Linked DNA regions of Homo sapiens: region 2 is linked to region 1. A link is an interaction called in ENCODE POLR2A ChIA-PET data of the cell type or tissue named here. Cell type or tissue: GM12878. All regions are shown on one strand. Links, peaks and the distances in the headings refer to the core of each region. The heading gives the core; the rest is flanking DNA.

Region 1 (7,930 bases), core at 2,553-6,552:
ATATTTAAAAAGCAACTTGTACAGAACGATTAGAGTATGATCCCACTTTCATAAATTTAAAAAATTAAATATACATAATTGTATATATGTATGTATATGCAGATACTTTATACATATGCATATACATATATACATACACACAAACTTCAGTAGTTATCTATAAGGAGTACTGTTACAGGTAGGAATTTTTATTCTCTGTATACTAGTAGACTTTTTTTTTCAATGTACACATTATTTTCGTTATTAGAATCAGCAATAAAGACATTTCCAATTTAAGAAAAAAGAAGGGGAAACTACATTAATCAAACCTATCTTATAGCTCATAGCTTTTATATATTGGTAAAATATCCTGTGCTGTTACATAAGTATTCCTTTCAGTTTATACTGGTAATTCCTAATATGTTATTTCTAATGACAGCACACAGTAAGTAACTTATTCTCACGTCCAGACCTTTAACCAACAATTTTTCAGCATGCTGAGAGGTTATGTGGAATTCTCAGACAGTATTTAAACCAGCCACACCCCTTACTGGTTTTCTCTAACAATTAAATTAAACCATTTTGGTATAGAGTCCTTAAGAGAAAGTAGTTCAGCAATATGGATGAAAAATTTTAAAATTGGAATACTCTGGTTTTTTTTTGAGATGGACTCTCACTCTATTGCCCAGGCTGGAGTGCAATGGTGCAATCTCAGCTCACTGCAACCTCTGCCTCCCAGGATCAAGTGATTCTCCTGCCTCAGCCTCCCGAGAAGCGGAGATTACAGGCGCACACCACCACACCTGGCTAATTTCTGTATTTTTAGTAGAGACGGACTTTCACCACGTTGGCCAGGCTGGTCTCCAACTCCTGACCTTGTGATCCCGCCTGCCTTGGCCTCCCAAAAGTGCTGGGATTACAGGTGTGAGCCACCATGCCTGGCCATGGGAATACTCTTTACCTAGCAACTGTATTTTTTATTCAAAAGAAATTGTGTCCAAAGATTTATTTCATCAATGTAATCAGAGCACTAGTATATAAAATATTTGAACCAATAATGGGAAGCTGTTTAAATAATCATGGAAAAACTACACAATATTATACAGCCAAATATACAATATTATACAGCCAATAACAGTGCAAAAGAAAATTAAATGACCTAGAAAGATGTTCACAATATACTGTTGATGAAAAGAATCAGGTAACAATATAACATAAACTAATTAAAAAAATAAAAATCCCTCAAAAATCTGGAAGAATGAGGGCTAAAATGATTATCTCTGCATGTGATTTTTATTTCCTCTTTTTCTTCTATGTTTTCTAAAAAAGATATTACTTTGTAACAGAAAATTAGTTTAAAAATATAAAAGAATCAAACTTGTGTGTTATGTTAACCACTTAGTAGACATAATTCAGATTATTTACAAAGAGGAAAAAAAATGGAGTTGAAAGGCAAAGTGATGGGCACATCATTTTCCAGTTTCAGCATTCTGTCCTACTGATTAACTTTTCCTAACAACTGCTTTCATACTGAAAATTAGCTGTTTATAACAGACTAAGGTATATTGAGACTACTCACATTCCTCTGGAACAGAAGAAGCAATGAAATCATTTCTCTACACATGTTATTTTAAGCTCCTCTATCTTCTAGTCCTCCAACAAAACTGGGGATGTCAACAACATTTTAGTGAGCAAGATTGGAATCTGTTAACAGTAAATGCCAAAAATATCAATAGTATAAGTTAGAGAGTAAGTACTGTTAAAAAAAAAGTTTTTGACAAGGTAATATTCCCAGGAGATGAAACACAATGCACCTAATGTTACACAAAAGTTTAACTTTATGAACAAAAAGGAAGCATTGATCACTAGATCATAGAATGAATTATTACAAAGGGTAAGAAGAAACTGCAGGTCATACCACCTATTTATAACCCCAACTGCACCTCAAGTATTAGGAGTTTGTGTGATAAAAGCAGCAAGCTTTTAGCCATAGCTTGTCAGTGAATAGCTGTAGAAGCCACATAATAATGAGGGGCATGGCTGACTCACTGTACGCTAAAGTAGAAGTAATACTGGTGATTGCTATCTGTGTAACTGGTCTAATGAGATATTTATTTATTCATTGATTTATTTATTTAAGAGACAGGGTCTTACTTTGTTGCCCAAGTTGGTCTCGAACTCAAACTCAAACCCCTGGCTTCACGCAATCCTCCTTCTTCAGCTTTTCAAAGTACTGGGATTACGGGCATGAGCCACCATGCCTGGCCAATGAGATTTTTAGATGATCAAACAGGTGCCTGAGTTTTAGAAGTAGTAAGTGCCAGAACAGGACTCCTGGGATTTCTGAGTCCAGATTGAATTTTTTTTTTTCCAATTTCAGCACCATAGTAGACCAAATGAGATGGACAAGCCATTAACAGAATATGGTGGGAATTAGATTTAAATAAAATGTAAGTATAATTGGGTAACAAATGAAATAATGATTCAACAATAAGCATTTAAAACTAAATTTGTTGGGAGAAGAAATAGCACCTAAGACTATTTGTATTAAGTACTGTAAACCATGAACTGCAAAGAGGCTCATGTGATAATTCCTCATGCTTATGTTACTTTGCAAAGTGTTAAAAATTCATAAAGACGTTCGTTTTGCACCAAGTATAAAGTATTTGGTACAAAGGTTTGTTAGGCCATTTTAGGAAAACATTTCAAGAAACCTTATAAATGGTATAATTTTATAGAGAAGAACAGAACATTTTAGTTTAGGATATTTATGACAGAGCAGAACTACTAATAAAATGTACATATGCTGAGGAGATTCCTTGGGAAATAGGATATTAGTAAATACCCTAAATGTTCTCAAAAATGCATGTGTGCGTACACAAACACATATTCACATAATTTCTTATATAGGCTAGGAGAACTATAAATTCTTTGAAAAATTTCAAACCTAAGAAAAGTTCCAATAACAGTATTCCCACAGAACATTTACTTTTCATCTCGTTTAAGCAATTTCTAGGCTCTAGTCACATTTGCCTTCCCTTATTTCTGGGTATGTGTTTGTGTATATGTACAGTTGTTGCTCCTTTTCCATGGTTTCAGTTTCCTGCAGTCAACTGCAGCCCAAAAATAGGTGAGTATGGTTCAATAAAATATTTTGAGAGAGATAGACCACATTCATATAACTTTTATAACAGCATATTGTTATAATTGTTCTATTTTACTGTTAATTATTTGTGTTAATCTGTGTCTCTAATTTATAAATTAAACTTATAGGTATGTACATATAGAAAAAAACATAGTATATATAGGGTTTGGAACTATCAGTGGTTTCAGGCATCCACTGGGACCTTGGAACTTACCCCCACAGACAAAGTGGGACCTCTGTGTATCTGTATATATACTATAATTTTTGCTGAACCATTTGATAATTAGTTGCACACACTGTGAAAATATATACTTCAGTAGATATCTCCTAAGAACAATGATATTCTCACATATAATAGTGATAATATAATGATAAATTCAGGACATTTAACATTTATGTTTAATGTGATATAATCTATAATCTATATTTGCATTTTTCCATTTGCCTGCAAAGTGTCCTAGACAACCTTTTGTTGTTTTTGCTTTTTTTTCCTTTCAATTTAGGATAATTCACTCTCATTCTCCTTTCACCTACAGCAATTCTACAATCTTGTTTGGTTTTTCACATCACTAACATTTTGGAAGAGTGCAGGTCAGTAGTTTTGCAGACTGTTCCTCAGTTTGAATGTGTCTGGTAAATTCCCCGTGGTTAGACTTAGGCTAAACATTATTGGCAGAAACAAAAGTGGCATCTTTTCCTTCTGGAGTTTACCACAGTTGAAGGCACAGGATATCAGGCTGTGCTTTATTGGTGCTGTGAAATTTAGTCTTCTGGCTAAGACAATATCTGCCAGATTTCTCTATTTTAAAGGTACCTTTTCCTTTTTAATTAGTAAGTATATTCCAGAGGGAATCCCCTTTAAACTAGCTTCTGTGTCCTTTGGACATGTCTCCTCAGTTTTTGAGCATGTCCTTACATTAAAAAATAATGAACTAATTGAAAACAGAAGCCAAAATATCCCCCGATTAAATTTGGAGAACAGAAGAAACTTCAAAAAAATTTTAAAATAAAAACCTCATAGAAATAAGAAACTGTTGTATCCAGGAAACAAGAATCAGAAGCTATAGAAATGAAACTCAGAGAACAAGAAAGATTCATGAGAAATGATAAAAATAGCATAAATTTATAAAAAGAGGGTTAGAAGACAAAGCTAAAGAAGTCTCTTACAGGGTAGAACTAAAACAATAGAGAAATCAACCATAGGAAAAAAAAGAAAAAGGTAAGACAATTAGAGGACCAGCCTGAGAGGACCAGCATCCAAATAAGATGAGAGCTAAAAAACGATCCTGCAGCAACAACACCACAAACAAAATGAGAAGACAAGAAAGTATATTAAAAAAAAACAAACAGGAACAATTCCCAAATGGAAGAAGTTTACTTAATTTCCAGGCCAAAGGATGAAAATAGAAAAAAGAAGGTGTATCATTAAGAAAGAATACAACACTAAGGAAAAAGATCTTAAAAGCTTCTAGAGATTCAACAGGGGAGCTCTGATGCACAAGATGAGAATCTGAAAGGTATCAGTCTTAATAACAATACTCTAAAGGAAAAGACAAGTCTTAAACATTTGGAAATACAGATAAGAACCTGAAAAGAGAATTAATGCAAACTAACTTTCATTCCTGACCACATTTCCTGTCAACAATCACAAAACAGTTTTAGAAATACTACCAGAAAAGATTTAGACAAATCAAGAAACAATAAGACAAACCTAGACTGAATTCTGGCTCAACGTCTCACTAGCTCTAATCAATCACTTGCATCTTTGAATCTCAGTGTCACCATTTTTAATAAGAGGCTAATAATATCTAACTCATAGAATTATTCCAAGAATTAAATGTGATAACTTTTGTGGAGCAACAAAAAGGCACTTAGTAAATTGTAACTGTTACTATTATCTTCAGAATTATTTTAATTGATATGCTATTCATAGTAAATGACAACAAAGTAAATATTTACACCAATGGTGAAAATATATTAACTTTAGTACTTTAAGAAATAGAATATGATGTGGTCATCGGGGGATAATTCCAAAACCATGAAGAAACATGGAAAAGTACTTAGAACATGCCAAGAAAGTGGCAGATTATAAAATATAGATACAAAATAATTTTAACCATATAACTTATTGAGGAATTTATTAAATGGTATGTTATCTATTTTTAATAATGTTCAGATCATTGTAGAAAATACAAATAAGCAAAATGAGAATGTTTTGAAAATCATCCCAAGCCACTTTCCCAAGAGGTGTTACTTGTAACCATTTAAACAAAAACCTACAGCTTTATTGAGTTATAACTGATATACACAAAACTGCATATTTTAAATGTACACAATTTGATGAGCTTGGATACTTTTAACTCTTTAATTATGGTTATATATAATCGTGGCTTTTAAAAAATTTTTGATCATTTGTATATTTTCATTTGCAATCATCTCTTTTTCTAGTAGACAAATTATCATGCACTTTCTTCCATGGCATACCTATCCTTCAAAGACATCTTTTAAAATTGCTATATATCATGGCTATTTAATAGTCAAATCAACCCATTCTCTTATGATGAAATAATTATGTTTCCAAAATTCTAATTTTCTATAAAGTGATGCAATGACCATATTGTTGCTAAAGCTTTGCACATTATCTATTTTTATAAATTCTTAGATTTGAAATCTATGTCACAAATATAATTTTTTTTCTCTTTGAGACAGAGTCTCACTCTGTTGCCCAGGCTAGGGTACAGCGGTGCAAACATGGCTCACGGCAGCCTCCACCTCCTGGCCTCAAGTGATCCTCCCACCTCAGCCTCCCAAAGTGCTGAGATTATAGGCATGAGTCACCACACCTGGCCAAATATAAGTATGTTAACAATTTGGACATACATTGCCAAACTGCTTTGCATAGGAGCTATTGCAATTAGCATTCTTGTTAGTAAAAGATACGAAGGCATTTGAATTCTTGAATGTTCAATAATGGGTTTCAAATTCTGTTTCCCTCCCTCCATCCCTTCCATCCTTTTTTCCCTAATTTGATAAGAAAATGGTATTGTTTTGGTATTACCAGTGACTTTGCAAATGTAATGCCCATGCAACATTTCTTCTTTAGGAAGTGTCTACATATGTTCTTTGTCCAGCTATTTTTTGAAGCACATGTTCATAATCGGTTGGGATTTTAGCCTTACTTTTGGCATTTACAAGCTGTATGATAGACTTCTATGTCCTGTAACATGAGTACCACTTAAAACAATTAAAATACCAGATAGAGTAAAACAAACAAACAAACAAAAACTCTTAAATGTACCCAGGAGCTAGCAAAAAAAGAAATGCTGAGGACAAGATTAAGTTAAGACTGGTACTGAAAGTGGTACGGCAAGCACTTAAATCGTTTTTCACCTTGAGAATATTTGCTGAATCAGCTGAACTTGAGCGTTAGCTTTTTTTTTTTTTTCTTTTTTTCTTGCTTCAGAAGGTGGGACAACCCAATAGCCGACCATCCATAATGCTGGGACCACAAAAGGCTACTTAGTGTAAGCATAAACTAGACACACCACATTGATCATAATAACAGTAGCAAACATTTATAGAGCTTACCGCATTTTCAGTGTGTCAAAGATATCAACTCGTTTAATCTTCACAAAAATTATAAAAAAGGTACCATTATAATCCTCACCTTAGAGGTCAAGACAGTGAAGCACAGAAAGGTTAAATAATTTGCTCATGGTAAATTAGTATTAATTAGTATTAGATTAGTATTAATTTGTATTAGATCCAAAATGCAAATTCTGATACTCTGTGTCTAGAGACTATGCTTTTAAAGCACTATGACACAGTACTCACTTTCCCACCCACCCCCAACCCTTTTCCCTAAGGAAATGCAAGGAAAATTGGCTGTACAGAAGTTTGGAACTCGGGGGAGAGGAAATATAAATCTTCTCTGAGAATTTGTAACCACAAGAGAGCCTTCATTGAAGTCTGTAGTTTGAATCCTCACTACTCATTTGATCCACAAAACCTCAAGCTAACAATTTAAAGTGATCCTACATTAATAGTATTGTACTAATACTGTTCTCAGGCATCTAACAGAAACAGAAACATTCTCTTCACATGTAAAGTTAAAAAAATGAGTAGTTCATGATATAAAAAATCATTTAAATTCATTTAAAAATAAGACATTATATGTAAAACATACAAACAAAAATATGTGACAGAATCAATCCTAAGAAGATGGAGGTATTAGAATTACTACACACTATACATACAATATAACTGTTTCATATATTTCAAGAAATAATGCAAAAATAACCATGAACTCAAAAAAAAATTTCTAAAAATGCAAAGCATGATAATTAAAGCAAAAAAGTCAATGAATAAGTTAAACAGCAACTTCAATATAGCTGAAAAGAGAATTAGAAAACTGGAAAGGAGAAATAAAAAATTATACCAAATATAGTCTCGAGAGGAAGAGGCATGAAAAATAACATGACAAGATGTAAAATATATCTAAGTTGGATTGCTAGCAAAGAGAGAAGGTAGAGGCTATACTGGGAGAAATAATTTTCATATCTGATAAAAAAAAACTCAATTCAAACAGTCAAGAAACCCAATGAATCCCAACTGGGATAAATAAAAAAGAATACACACTGTACACACCATAGTGAAACTGCAGAAAATCAAGGAAAAGTAAAAGATCTCAAAGGGAAACATTCAAAGGACTGAAAGACTAATGAGTTTTCAAAAGAAATAGTAGAAGCCCGAAGACACTAAAATAATATCTTCAACACACTAAAAGAAGTTCATTCACAGCCTAAA
Region 2 (7,930 bases), core at 1,463-5,462, 480 kb after region 1:
CTCTTTAATTAGAAAGAAAATTTTATTGGTAGAAGAAATGACTTCATTTTTTAAAAGCATTCTTATATACCCAACATGGTGATCGGCATGCCATAGTTTCTTTAAATAAAGACTAATTCACATACTAATGCACCTAGAAACTACAATGTCCCAGCATAATTCTGCCATGGCTATTTAGGAGAAAAATGAAAAAAGAAGAGCCTGAAGCAATAAGGGCCTAAAAGGAAGAGAACTGGATGTGGGAAGATTTAGTGGTCCTAAGAATCTTTGGGAAAAGTTGAGAAGTAGGACTGACAAGAGAGGACTGATGAGAGGTGACTGGTAATTTGGCACAGGTTAGCAAATTAACAGTGCTAGTTCAAGGAGAGGAATCTAAGAAGGCTTTCCCCTTCAACTATTTAGTCTTCACTGCAGAAGAGAACAAACACATTTAATATGAATGTTTTCTATCCCTGCCACTGCTTATCAGCAAGACTTTCCCTTGCTCCAATGTCAACATAGTCAGGCTACTTTTTGACTTGGTTGGCCAGCCATTGATCCATTCAAACCCAAGCTGTTGGCCTCAACCTTTCCTCCTTGGCATCAATTTGATTTATCTCCTAACTTCTGGGTTCCAGGCTCTAGCTGTGAAGTTTCCCACTTCCTTTAGAGTTCAAGACACCTGATTTCCTCTTTTTTTGTAAGGCTATGATTGTTGATCACTTAGGCTGAATGTCTGTATGTGTGCTGGTGGCAGTGGGGAGTGTGTGGCTGAAAGGAAGTAAACAGATCCTGACGGTGCATCAGTTGTTTTCCTCCTTCCATTGTGGTTAGGTGTGTCTCCTGCAGTCCAAGAGGTCAGTCAGGGAAGGAATCACTACATTTCCTAGTCCTTAAATAACTTCTGCCTGAAAGAATTTTTGATTGATGAATTTTATGAGAAAAAAATCTTCAGAAAATGCTTTTGGCAATCTTCAATAGGACAGATGGAAATGTGCCTGGCAGGGTCTGATGTTCTAGGATGAAGTTTCCATCATCTTTTGTCTAGTCACAGAAGGTACTTTGGAGTAAGGAAAGTAAAGCTGAGTTTGATGTGGGCTCATTTGGCTAGGATATGCTAGTCGGACATGCAATTTTTTGGCATGGGTGTCTAAAGTTTTCTGTAGTAAATAGGGATCTTAGTGAACATTTGATAAAGAAAACATAAAACCTCAACAATTGCAGTCATAAAAAGAAAACATTAAAATAGAAATCTAAAATCCATGTGTCTGTAAGAATCTGTACATGTAGACAAAAACGTGTTTATGGGTCAGAGCAGAACCAGAGCCACGACGTAAGGAAAGATCTAGGTTAGATCAACTAAGCAATGAATGCTCCTGGCAGGTTTACTGAGCTTCCGGCTGAGCAAAGGTATTCTGCAGTTTGTATTTTTGATGTGTGTTGTTAACTAATTAAACGCATGCAGCCTTCCTGTGAAGTGAGTCAGTGTTCCTCATTTCACATATGAGGAAACAAGGGCAGAAAGGATAAATGACTTGCCATTTTGCCAGCCAGAAGCATCACCCAGACATATTGCTAGCATTTCCAGTGAGGTTTCAAAGAATGACTTTATATTTCAAATTTAGTTTGGGTTCATGCAAGGCCGCTGAGGTGAAATTTTCAGGTCTCTAAAGCCACTCACTTGGTCCTGCCTGAGAGGTAGATAATGGTCAGTGAGGGTCTACTTGGAAGGTGTGGGGGTTTTAAGTGCTTTTCATGGTGACTTAAATGAGCACTTGTCTTGCTTTCTTACTGTAAACTTTCCACCCCGAGTGCCATTTATGTACTACACAGAACAAAGAGCAAGCTTGCTGGAAAACTAATTAATTCAATAATTGGTGGCAAAGAAACTTGAAAGCTGGCCAGACCAGCAACCTGGTGTGATTTGTAGCAACAGAATAGAAAAATACCTGAGGAATGAGTTCCATGTTTATTTTTTGGGTACTATAATCATTGACAATAAGAGAAGGGGCCATTGAGAACAAACATTATGAATTCAATTTTTCTCATGTGTGGTGGGAGCTTTCTGTGTGGAGTGACCCCCGCATAAGACAGAGCACTCGGAAGTGTGTTGCTAGTAGAGTAGGAAGTAAGCAGAGTGTTATGGGAGAGAAAGACTGCATCAATCCGCAGATATTAGTGAAGAGGGTGTGATTTCTTAAGCAAACGGTGCAGAGAGAGCGCAGAAACCAGAGTCTGCAGATGGTGTGATAGTTAATTTTATGGGTCAACTTTACTGGACCATGGGGTGCCCTGATATTTGGTCAAACATTATTTCTGGGTGTATCTGTTGGGGTGCTTTGGATGAGATCCACATTTGAATCCATAGATTGAGCAAAGCAGATTTTCCTCCCTTATATGGGTGGGCCTCATCCAATCACATGAAGGCCCGAATAGAACAAAAAGGCTAAACCTCCCTTGAGTAAGGGGGGATGCCTCCCACCTCACTGCCTGAGCTGGAACATTGGTCTTTTCCCGCCTTCAGACTCAAACATTGGTTCTTCTTGGTTCTTCAGCTTGCAAGCTTTCTGACTGGAACTTATGCCATTGGCTACCCTGGTTCTCTAGTTTGCTGATTGCCAACTGCAAATCTTGGGGCATTTTAGCCTCTATAATCATATAAGTCAATTCGTTTTAAATCTCTCTCTCTCTTTTTCTATATGTATACACATATATATTCTATTTTATACACACATACATATGCATATATATAGTCTATTGGTTCTGTTTCTCTGGAGAACTCTCATTAATACAGTTGAAAATGGGGTTTTAGGACACATCCAAGATTTTGAAGGATAAGATTTTACCTGTGGGTGGTGGTTGTCAGTGGCAGGAAAAGAGGGCAATGAAAATCCAGTATTAGGTGAGAGAGACATACCAGGAAGATGGGAAAATGTAGACTTGTGGGCAGTGAAAGATTCCAGCTGTGTGCTCCATTCCACAGTCTGTAAGTGTAGAGATTATCACTACTGCATTTTGCCAATGGGAAAGGGAACTAATTAATTAGAGGAAAGGAGGATCTTACAGTATTGGGAAATTTTAAATTTCAATGGAGAAGTTGTCAGAATGTTTCAGAATGAGTCAGAAGGAGCTAAATATTTAGGGGTGCATGGTTTGTGAGCATATGATTCATAGGGGGAATTTTACGTGCTAAAAATATCATTGAGTAAGTGGGTTTTTCTGGTGGTTTTTTTTGGAGTTCAAATTTCCCTTATTAGCAACAAAGCTCTAATATGAAGTGATTATATACTTAGAAAACTATCTTTTAAAGATGAAACTCAAATAATTTTGTAGATGAATTTTAATATGGTAATTTCTTATAATGACCTTTCTTAAATGTACCTTGAGAACAAATATCAGCAGGTGTTGAATGGCTGGATGAAGAGCCTTGTGTCAAGTTCTGAGTAGAGGTTCAGAAAGGAATAAGCAAAGATAGAATCTTTATAATCAAAAGTCCAACTTTCAAGATGTATCAAAATACCTAAAGATTTCTATACCAATTATTCCTCTAAACTCTTTCTAGGGATCGAGCTTACAGTAATAATCCAGAATATGGAAAAAGTCACTGTACAAAGACATTAAGATATTATTAATAAATGTAAAATATAAAAAATTTTGAAAAATAAGAAGCAAGCATTATTCCCATGTCTTGAATAATGTTGAAATAAATTATAGCACACCCACTTAACAGAGTATGCTATTTATATACTATTATGCACCAATAAAATGTTGGCTATGAAGACTATATAATAAATATGGGAAAAGTGTATATATTTGTGTTAAATGGAAAGATTAAGATAATAGCATTTAATAATAAACTAACATTTATTTAGTACCTATTAGCTAATATCTCAATTTTACATTCTTTACATGTTTTAACTCATTTAATTATCACAATCGTACATGGTACGTATTATTATTACTCCCATTTTGCAAATGAAGGAACTGAGACAGAGGTTAAGTAATTTTCCAAGGTTACACAGCTGGAAGTAGAGCCCAGGATTGGAATGCAGGCCATCTGGCCCAGAGATGGGATATAAAATTATGTTTATTGTATGATTAAAACTATCTATTAGGATAAGGTGGAGAGAGAATGTATTGACTTTAAAAGGTGAAAACACTTTTTATATACAACCATATTTCTACAAAGCTGTTATCTTCTATGATGCTCTACTTACCCAGCCACTGAAATAAACATGATCTTGTCAGTCCTGAAAGTACTGAATGGATTGTGTGACTCCTTGGAGGAACATGGGCAGTTGTTTTCTTGGCATTTTAAGAGTGATCTGCAGTGGTCTTAAGTATAATTTACCATTTGTCTTCTCCCTTGTGAATCTGGTTGCACACAATTGGAAACCAGAGGAGGTGCCTGATATTGGCATGGATACACCCAAATAAAACTTTGCAAGTTGATACTACCCTTTGAGGACATTGTGGAGCCTACACTTCAGACTCACACAAGACCATTTTATAAGAATATTATATGACATTTAGTTGTTATTTACAGTTCAGAAGTCATTTTCATCATCATCTTACAAAAAGATTGCCTTTATTTTGCAGATGAAGAATTAAGGTTCTTCTAGGCAAACCTTGAACGCAGCAAAACAATGAAAAAAAGCAAGAAGAAAAAAAGAATTAAGGTTCAAAGATCACTTAAATTGCAAAGCTCAAATTCAAACTCTACTATTCTGTTCTTTTAAACAAAGATGTGATCATACTATTTATATATCTCTCTCTCTTCTTCCCTGCAGTTTGCTTTTCTCAATACTATATCATGGACATCTCTTGAAGTTAATATGTAAATCTGACTTCTTTTTTTTTTTTTTTTTTTTGAGATAGAGTCTCACTCTATTGCCCAGGTTGGAGTGCCGTGGTGTGATCTTGGCTCACTGCAACCTTCACTTCCCTGGTTCAAGTGATTCTTTTGCCTCAGCCTCCCAAGTAGCTGGGATTACAGGCACGCCACCATGCCTGGCTAATTTTTGTATTTTTAGTAGAGATGGGGTTTTGCCATGTTGGCCAGGCTGGTCTCAAATTCCTGACTTCAGGTGATCTGCCTGTCTCAGCCTCCCAAAGTGCTGGGATTACAGGTGTGAGCCACTGAGCCTGGCCAGACTCTTTCTTTTGATAGTTGCATGATAAGCTGCACCATATGGATCCATTGCTATCTATTCAAACTTTCCACCCTTTGTAGACAGGTAGGTTGTTTCAAGTTTTTGCCATTACAAACACAACTGCAATAAACTTCCTTATTATATATGTATTTATGTACTGATACTTCAATTTTTACAGGATTGATTCCCAGAAGTAAAATTGCTGAGTCAAATTTTAATATGACTTTTAAAATTTTATAAAACTTTAAAATGCTTTTAAAATTTTAATATATATGTGAGCTTCCTTTCTAAAAGGCTGGATCAAAGGCATTTCCGCTGATGAGGTATGAAAGTGCTTGTTTGTCTGCATCCTCACCAGCACTGGAGGTTGTCACTTGTAAATTTATTCTAGTCTCCTATAGAATGATCCCTAGTATTCTGACTTTATTTCTAGACCTCTGTCTTTTCAATCAAGATATGATAAACAACAAACATTTTGGGCCCCCAAATTAAAAAAATAGTTCTCTTTAGGAGATTTTTCATAATCTATTAGGCTTGAACTCTCTTAAGAGTCTGCTTTTGGCCTCAGCCACTGCTTTGTATACACACAACATATCAATAAATAATAACCATTATGGTTGAACATTAAATTTGACAGTGTAGTAAGTTATGAACAAATCTCCTCATTAGCAGCACTATTATTTTGGTGTTTGCAGCAATCTAGTATTCACAGCTAAGTTGAGACAAGAGCCATTATGTATATAAGACATTTTTAGCTCATTTACTCTGAACCTGCTTTGCATACAAGAGCAGTGGGCCCTCATGACATGGTATAATGTCAGAATAGGATGCAAACTGAAGTGAAGAGGAATAGGACCTCTTTGACATGGGAGCGTATTAGTATGTACTTGGATGCTCATAACTTTAGAACCGAGTTAACAATTGTTTCGGACTAGATTCAGATTTTAATTTCCATCTGAGTGACCCACATATTTTTTTGTTGTTGAAATGGAAGGGCTACTGTTCTAATACATTTATGTATGTATTCTTGCCTTTGCCAATTAGTCAAGAGTTGGATTTGTGGCACTGTATTACTGTGCTTAATTCCTTTAAAAAATTCTTATCAATATTTTACAAGCTCAGGTTGGGAAGTTAATTCATTTGAGAAGTGGTTTGTGCATTTTATTTATTTATTTATTTATTTAGCTTGTGTAGCATCCATTTCCCTTTTTGTTCTGGTAATGACACCTTGATTTTACTTTTGGGAACCGGCCCTCAGTAAATGAGGTTTAGACGAGCCTTGCATGCAGCACCTCCCTCCAACCCTGATTCTGCTATATTATATTCCCTTGGCATATGGTTGGTTCAGGGATGGGCATATAACCTAGTCTAAGACAATGGTGCTCAATTCTTGCACATTTATCAGAATTATGGGCAAGAGACTATCCCTTTCTGCAGTAATTGCTAGCTCTGGGTTGAGTTAAGCATGAGCTATAAGGTCACCATAAAGATGGGGTACATCTGGGAATGAAGTCAACCTAGAAATTTGCAGAGCCAAGAGGTGGAGAGAAACCGAGTCCAGATGGTACCATTTGAACCCCTGGTTCAGGTTTCTCTGAACTTTTTATTCTGTGAGCCAATCATTTTTCTCCCTCTCCTTATTATTAACTCCATCCATGTTGAATTGAACATTTTTTACTTGCATCCAGATGATACCTTAAGTTTTAAATTGCTTTGATTTTTCTATTGTATTACTATTTGTATGATATTTTCAAGGGCTTGTTTCACTGAAGGACTCAAAGTTATTTTTAAGACTATTTCTAATACAAAGTATTGATTAGATATAAAACAAACAAATAAACAAACGTAGGAGCTGAAGGATGAACTTCTCTTTGGCAGTTCAACAAATATAAAAGATTACTCTTGGCTGGGCATGGTGGCTCATGCCTGTAATCCCAGCACTTTGGGAGTTCAAGGCAGGTGGATCACCTGAGGTCAGGAGTTCTAGACCCGCCTGGCAAAAATGGTGAAACCCTGTCTCTACTAAAAATACAAAAATTAGCTGGGTATGTGGCGCATAACTGTAGTTCCAGCTACTCAGCAGGCTGAGGCAGGAGAAATTGCTTGTACCTGGGAGGTGGAGGTTGCAGTGGGCTGACATCGTGGCATTGCACTCCAGCCTGGGCGACAGACCAAGACTCCCTCAAAAAATAACAACAACAACAACAAAAAAGTTAGTCTTTTGTTTTTTGACTGAGTTTGTTGAGTATGTTTTTAGGTCACATGTTTATGGGATTTTAAAATGTTTTTAGTTCTTTAGATAATAGCATATGGAAACTTATTACCCTGGTACATTAATTATTGCTTTAGGGGCTGAGAATACAGCAAGAGCTACTGACAGCACCAACTGAGACCAGAATCCTTCTTTGGGGCACCATGTGCAAATCACAAATGATTTCTCAGCTTCCCCTTTATTGTGTCCTGTTTCAGGCACCTAAAACAGATTTGGGGAATTAATTTTCTTTCCTCTGAGCCAAGCTAGATCATGTACTAACTCTCTTAGAAGAGTCAATAAGGGCCAGGCGCGGTGGCTCACGCCTGTAATCACAGTACTTTGGGAAGCCGAGGCGGGCAGATCATGAGGTCAGGAGATAGAGACCATCCTAGCTAACACGGTGAAGCCCTTTCTCTACTAAAAATACTAAAAATTAGCTGGGCGTCGTGGCAGGCGCCTGTGGTCCCAGCTACTCCAGATGCTGAGGCAGGAGAATGGCGTGAACCCGGGAGGCGGAGCTTGCAGTGAGCTGAGATGGCGCCAC

What was found. ChIA-PET counts read pairs that join two places held together with the same protein. Peaks named below come from ENCODE experiments on the same cell type or tissue, not always from the same donor. Only the 100,000 strongest peaks of a DNase experiment are listed, where the experiment ranks them.
Region 2: POLR2A ChIA-PET joins it to region 1 with 5 read pairs; 1 of 35 experiments calls an interaction of 5 or more read pairs at or near these places.

What each region holds. Positions count from the first base shown.
Region 1 is chr2:148,107,181-148,115,110 of GRCh38, reverse strand. All of the region lies in intron 1 of MBD5 (methyl-CpG binding domain protein 5), which reads right to left. Among named protein-coding and RNA genes, the nearest start is that of MBD5, 90 kb to the right of the region's middle. In GM12878, for the core only: no CTCF peak of the experiment used is centred there; a DNase peak (open chromatin) is centred at 4,740.
Region 2 is chr2:147,624,293-147,632,222 of GRCh38, reverse strand. No RefSeq gene overlaps it. Among named protein-coding and RNA genes, the nearest start is that of ACVR2A, 220 kb to the left of the region's middle. In GM12878, for the core only: no CTCF peak of the experiment used is centred there; a DNase peak (open chromatin) is centred at 3,104; H3K27ac peaks cover 1,643 bases.